Regions from separate parts of the Homo sapiens genome. Here region 1 is linked to region 2. The links are chromatin contacts, found by Hi-C or POLR2A ChIA-PET in ENCODE. All regions are on one chromosome and are shown on one strand. The core of a region is the stretch at or near the end of the contact, and the rest is flanking DNA. Distances in the headings are between cores, read along the strand shown. Region 1 holds the start of EVA1B (eva-1 homolog B). Region 2 holds the start of COL8A2 (collagen type VIII alpha 2 chain).

Region 1 (2,938 bases), core at 316-2,815, 200 kb after region 2:
CCCCAGAGAGGGAGTGGGGACCCTGCATGCTGCCCCCTCCCCGCCCCCGGGGTCTTCTGGCAGGACTGGGGAAGGGAGCCTCTCAGGGGGTGGCGGTCCACGCCCAGTAGCACCTGGGAGCTGTGGGGGCCGAGGCAGTCCGAAGGTGTGGGGTAGCTCTGAGCTCATGTGCAGGTCCGGTACCCCGAGCGCCTTGCAGCGGGAGCCGGGGCCCATCAGTAATAGTGCATGCGGCCCAGGGTGCCCGTGGCCGTGGGGCTGGGCCCCAGCGTGCCTGTGCCCAGCAGGTCCGGCTGCCCGGTGCGCCAGATCTCCCGCAGGATCCGTTCGCGCTCCTCCAGCCGCTGCGCCCGCTCCAGCTCCTCCGCCGACGTGAAGACGTTGACGTTGAGGGGCCCGTCCGGCTCTGCGGACAGCTCGGGGCCCGGCAGCGTGTCGTCGGGGCCCAGCCGAGTCACCGTGTCCTCCTCGTCCTCGTCGTCGTCCTCGGGCTCCAGGGTGCTGCTGCGGGGGTCCCGGCGCTGAGCCGGGCCCCGGGGCCGCGGGCGGGGCGCCCACGAGATGCTGATGACGAGCAGGCAGAGGGTGAGCAGCAGGCCGAAGCAGACGCCCAGCACGAAGTAGAGGCCGAAGCTCTCGGGGTTGGCTGCGGGGCACAGGGCGGGGGTCACGGAGAGGCCCGGACGGGTGGGGGTTGTCCCACTTCCGAAAGACCCCAGGTTCTAGGTGTGGGGGCGAGGCCTGTAACCCCTACTCGAAGGGCATTAGGGAACCGCCAGCGGGCAAGAGGGCGGGGAGCGGGGCGGAGGGGACGGACAAGGCGCTGGGGAGGGAAGGGGATGGTGGTCAGGGAAGGGTTCAGGCCCCCAGTCTTCCGGCGCCCGCCCTCACCGCGGATGTGCGCGTAGGCAGCCAGGCTGTTGCTGAGCAACTCCATGTCCCTTCGCGGGGCATCCATGCTGCTCTGGGGGGCAGCTCCCCTACCAGCCTGCGAGGTCAGCAAAGTCAGATCCTTCTCCCAGCCTGGAGCCCACCCCGACCCCTTCCGCGGGCAGCTCCTCTCCCGGGAGCCGCGGGCCCAGGTTCCACCCTGGAGAGAGCGCTTCCCTAACTTCGTGGCGGCCCGGGGCCCTGTCGGGGGGAACCCCTCTCCCGGGCGCGGACGCCCCTCCAGTCCTGGGAGCAGCGCCGGGGACCGCGGGAGGCCCCGCCCCCTGGTGAGGTCCCCAGCTGAGGCCCGGTTCCGCCGTCCCGGGGCGGGATGGAGGATAGGGACGCTGAGCCTCCACGCCCCAGGCGGGCTCCGGGAAGGGAAGCTGCCTCTCTCCTCGCCCGGCCGCCCCGCGGGGACCCACCGGCCCGGGGCCAGGCCCACTCACCGTCAGCGCCCCGCTTCCCGGCTGCCCGGCCCCAGCGCGTCCCGCGGCCGCATACACTGGGTCCGGCCGCCCCCGCCCGCTCGGGTCCCGCCGCCCCTCCGGCCCCGCTGGGCTCCCAGGCCGCGGCAGCACGGGCGGGACACGGACCGAGGGACCAGCCGGCGGAAAGTTTCCTCCGAGGAAAGAGGAGGGACGGGGCGGGGCGGGGCGGGCGGGGAGGCGGGGAGGAAAAGGGCTGGGAGAGGAAGGGGAGAGGAGCGGGCAGCCGGGAGGAGGGAGAGCCCGGCCCGCGGGCCGTCCGTCCCCCACAGGAAACCGCCGGGGAGGCCGCGGCAGGGACCCGCCCCCAGGCCACTAACAGCAACAACAGAGAGGCTGGAGCTCTGCCTGCGTGCGGGCCAAGGGCTAAACCTTGGACAGGTTCTTTCACTTACTCCGCCTGACAACCCTGCGACGTGATACCATTATCCCCACTTCGCAGATCAAATAAACGGAGTCTTGGAGAGATTGAATTGACTTTACCAAAACCGTCAGGATTTGAATCTGCTGCTCTCTGATCCTAAAGCCTGAGCTAGAAACCACCGCTCCCCCTCCTAGGAGGCCCCTTCCAGGCAAAGCTGCTTCTCTTCCCCAGACCCATGCTGGACTGGAAGGGAGGGGACTGTCCACCCCTCCTTCCAGGGCCCAGGCTTGAATGTGTCCCCTGGCCGAGCTCTGGTCTAGTCACGCAGGGTTAATGATTGTTGGACTCCAGCTTTGAGCCAGGGCCCGGCCAGCAGTCTCGCAGACCCCAGCGTGGGGCCTCTGTGCCTGCGAGCTCCTGCGCTCTTGTGCACCAAGCAGCTTGTGGCGGCTTGTGGCAGATCCCACCCCATCCCGTCCCCCACCCCAAGGCTAAACCTGCCTGTGCTCACACACGCATTTCCCACCTGGGCTTGTGCATGCAATGTGGTGTGTGATCAGTGTGTGTGGCGGGGGGCTTCCTTCTGCCCTGTCTCCACGGGGCCCCCCCATCATGGACCTCCCCTCCCTTGCTGGAGCTAGAATGAGGGGGAGGCCGCCTTGGCGGGAGCCTTAGAGAGGAGGAGGAAAGGGGGAGAGGAAATTGCAGACATAGCTGAAGGCGCTGCCTGAGGCCTGTGGGCCAGCGACCCTCTCCCTGTCCGGGCTGCAGACCCCTACTCCCCCAGTCCCGAGACTGGGTTCAAGTAGAGGGCAGATCTAGATGGGGGAGGACTAGGACTGACTCCTATGGGGATGGAAAAGGGACTCCTGGGTGTCTTTGTGACTGTTTAGTGTGTTCTGTGAATGTGCGGGCAGGTATTTTTGCCCACATCTGTATATTTGTCTATTAATGTGATGTATTTGAGTATTGTTGTGGGGGCGGGTATGTCTGTATATAAATCTGTGCAGCCACTAGTCAACAAATACTGTGTATGCCTAGCACTTCCTAGTCTAGTCCACAGCATCTGTGGGTTTAACCAACTTTGCATCAAAAATATTCAAAACCAAAATTGCATCTGTGCTGAACATGTACAGACTTTTTTTCTTATCATTAT
Region 2 (2,959 bases), core at 434-2,933:
CTGGGTGTGAGCGTATGTGTGTGTGTGCCGTCCTGTCTGAGTATGTCTGGCTGGGCCACGTGGGGCCTGCCATGTGTCTGTAGGAGTTTGGGTGTGTGTGCATGTGTCCGCCTGTGTCTTGTGGTGGTGTATGTTTCATTAGAGGAGGGTGTCCGCATGAATCTAATGAATGTTTGGGTCGGTGTGTGACTGTGCATGGCTCTCAGAAGGGTGCAAGGCTGTGTGTGGCTGGGTGAGCATGTCTGTGGTTTCTCCTCATTATCATCTAGGGTCATTGTGTGTCCAAGGGTTTGTAGGTGTTCACCAGTCCACTGGGAAGCCAGTGACAGCACCTGTGCCCTGATGGAGACCACCAACCATGGTGTCTCTCCAGAGATCACCAACTCCTGCCCTGCGGCCCCCTCTGCTTGGGGCAGTAAGGATCAGTCGATCTTAGCTCAGTCCCCAGAGAGGAACCCCAGGCTGCCTGACCCTCCAGCCATCCAGCTCCACGGCCCCCAGATTTTTCAAATGCCCAGTACAGCTGCTGGGAGGCTGTCCTTGCCAAGGGGACTCTGCTAAGAGGAGTGGATGAGCCCCTGCTGCCAGCCTGAGCAAGAGGTACTGATAGCAGACAGGAGGGATGATTTCTGGTTGCTCCGGCACCCCTAAGGAGGTCAGCCGCACGTCTGTGTCAGGAACCCAGCATGGTCTCACACAGGCACACACACGTGCGTGCACACATACAACCAGCAAAGTTTTCCCCGTGGCAATAGCGTTCCTGGGCCCTCTGGCTGAATAGCATTTCTCTACCTGGAGGATTTCCGGGGCTAGGGTGGCTCCAGACCCAGGGCAGAGACACTGGGAGGTTGTTCTGGGGCCCTGGGACCCCAGTCCCTCTTGGCCAGGCAGCGGCCCCTCACCCCCTGCAAGTCTCAGTCTGGAGCTGGGGGGATGCTGAGCCCCTGACAGGAACATTCCTGGGAACTTGTCTTCAGTTTGGGGCGAGGGGACTGACAGGGCACCTAGAATAGGAGGAACCTGGGGGCTAAGGCAGAAAAACCTTATAACTGGAAGGTCTCCAGCAAATCAGCAATGGCAGAGAGATGGGGGCAGGAGTGAGAGCGGGGGGATGCTAAGGCCCCTCACTCCCTCCTCTCTCCTCCACTACCCTGTGAAGGCGGCTTTTTTATCCCCACTTTACAGGTGGGACGGGAGATCGGGAGGTGGTGACGCGCCCAGAGCCACATCGTCGGGGGTTGCACCCGGCACTGTCTTATGCTGGAGCCCTCGCTTCTGGGAGAGGAAGGGAGGAGGGGGCTTTACTGGGATCCTGCCGGGGAGGGAACGGGGCACAGGGAACGGGATGGGCTCCCCCATTCTAAGGCGACCCCCTGGCCCGAGTCCCCCACCGCGTCCCCACCCCGGAGTCCGAGGCGCCGGCCCTGCTATCCCGCATGGTGTTGGGGGAAGCCCAGCCCAGGTCTTGCCCTCGGAGCCCCCCAGCCCGAGCCCCGGTGCCCGCCTCCTGGCCTTTACCTGCGGGCGCGGCCGCCGGGCGCCGCTCCCGGCCCTCGAGGGCGGCCCGGGCGGCGAGGGCTCCGGGCAGGGGCGTCCGCGGCTGGGCGGGCGGCGTTGGGGTCCGGGGTCCGCGCCGGCGGGGTTCCGCGTCGCTCTGCCGGCCGCCCCTCGCGGCTGCCGGAGTGGGCGGGCGGCAGGAGGGGCGCGTCGGGGCGGGGCCTCCGCCCTCCTCTTTCCACAGCCACGGCCAAGGCCCGCGCCCCGCCCGGCCCAGCGCGCCCAGCGCGGACTCGGACGGCTGCCTCCCTCCCCGACACCCACGCCGAGCCCCCTCCACACACGCGCTCCCGGGCGGCCCGCCCCCATCCCTCCCCGTCCACCTGACCCGCGGCTCGGCCGCCGGGGAGTCCGCGCAGCCCCTGCCCTCGAGGGGCCACCTGCCTGTGGGGACGGACGCGGCTGCTGAGAAGGACGGCCAGGCGTGGTCCTGCAGGGAAGGGGCAGCTCGGGCTGGTGGCCCCCAGTGAGGAGTCCCCAGAAGGCTGCCTGCAGACGTGACCTCGGTAGGCTGAGCCCGGAGGACTCACAGGGGCCAGTCGTGACCCGCACATTCAGGCTTTAGGGCATTGAGCCGGGGTCACAGAGGCAGGCGGGAGCAGGCCAGACCTCGTCCCTCGGAAATGGGGAGTCACGGAAGGCTCTGGAGCAGGGCAGTCACGTGGTCAGATGTGTGCTTTGGAAAGAGCCTCCCGAAGCTGTGTGGAGGAAGATAGAGGCAGGCCACCGAGGAGGCTGCGGGAATACCCTGGCATGGTCCCATGAGGTGCACAGTGAGGGGGAAGGAAAGGGAGGGCCCAGTGTGAGGGGAGTGAGGAGGCGAACTAGGCAGAGTTTGGGCGAGGGGCCTAGGAAGAAGCAGTGTCAAGGACAGTGCGCAGGCTTTGGGCTAGGCCTGGGGGCGGCAGGGTCTAGGAGAAGAAGGAGGACGGATGTAATGAATTGGATGAGCCTGTGGGACTTCCATGGATCCGGAAGGGAGGTGAGAGTTCTGGGATAGCGAGGAGGAATCCACGGTTTGCAGATGGCGACTGATGCCATAGAATAAGGAGCGGGCCCAGGGAGGCGGGCAGGGCGCGGGCAGGACACTCATCAGCATTCACGGGGCTGCCCAGGGAGAGGGGTCGGCAAAGGAGACTGAGAAGATGGCAGGGACCGGGAGAGCAGTGTCCCAGAAGGCAAAGGCAGAGTGCTTCTAGAAGGCCAGGGAGGCCCACGGGATGGGCTGTCACAGAAGGACATTCTTAGGGACAGCAATTAAGGGTTGGAGGTTGGGGTGGGGGTAGGGGCAGTAGCCAGGCAGCAGGGGAGAAAGGAGGAGGCAGCAAGTGCAGAGGGAAGGGGAGATGAGGTCAGGAAAGGATTTTGGGGTGTGTGTGTGTGTGTGTCTGTGTGCGTGTGT

Evidence for each region. Hi-C counts contacts between places; a loop is a spot of excess contacts on that map. ChIA-PET counts read pairs that join two places held with the same protein, here RNA polymerase II (POLR2A). Pooled maps may share reads with other maps.
Region 1: a loop to region 2 is called in a pooled map, with 2.3 times the contacts of the local background. The contact joins the promoter of EVA1B here to the promoter of COL8A2 in region 2. A Hi-C loop is called at or near these places in 2 of 50 pooled maps. POLR2A ChIA-PET finds 5 or more read pairs at or near these places in 2 of 52 experiments (BJ and HEK293).

The regions. Positions count from the first base shown.
Region 1 is chr1:36,322,080-36,325,017 of GRCh38, forward strand. EVA1B (eva-1 homolog B) reads right to left here and starts at 1,566. Exons shown (of 3, transcript NM_001304762.2): 1 at 1,380-1,566; 2 at 892-988; 3 at 1-646. The coding sequence starts at 958. The coding sequence ends at 216. It also overlaps a transcript of SH3D21 not described here. RefSeq lists silencers at 764-953, 1,044-1,093, 1,154-1,513, 1,604-1,833 and an enhancer at 835-1,719.
Region 2 is chr1:36,123,539-36,126,497 of GRCh38, forward strand. COL8A2 (collagen type VIII alpha 2 chain) reads right to left here and starts at 1,684. Exons shown (of 4, transcript NM_005202.4): 1 at 1,519-1,684.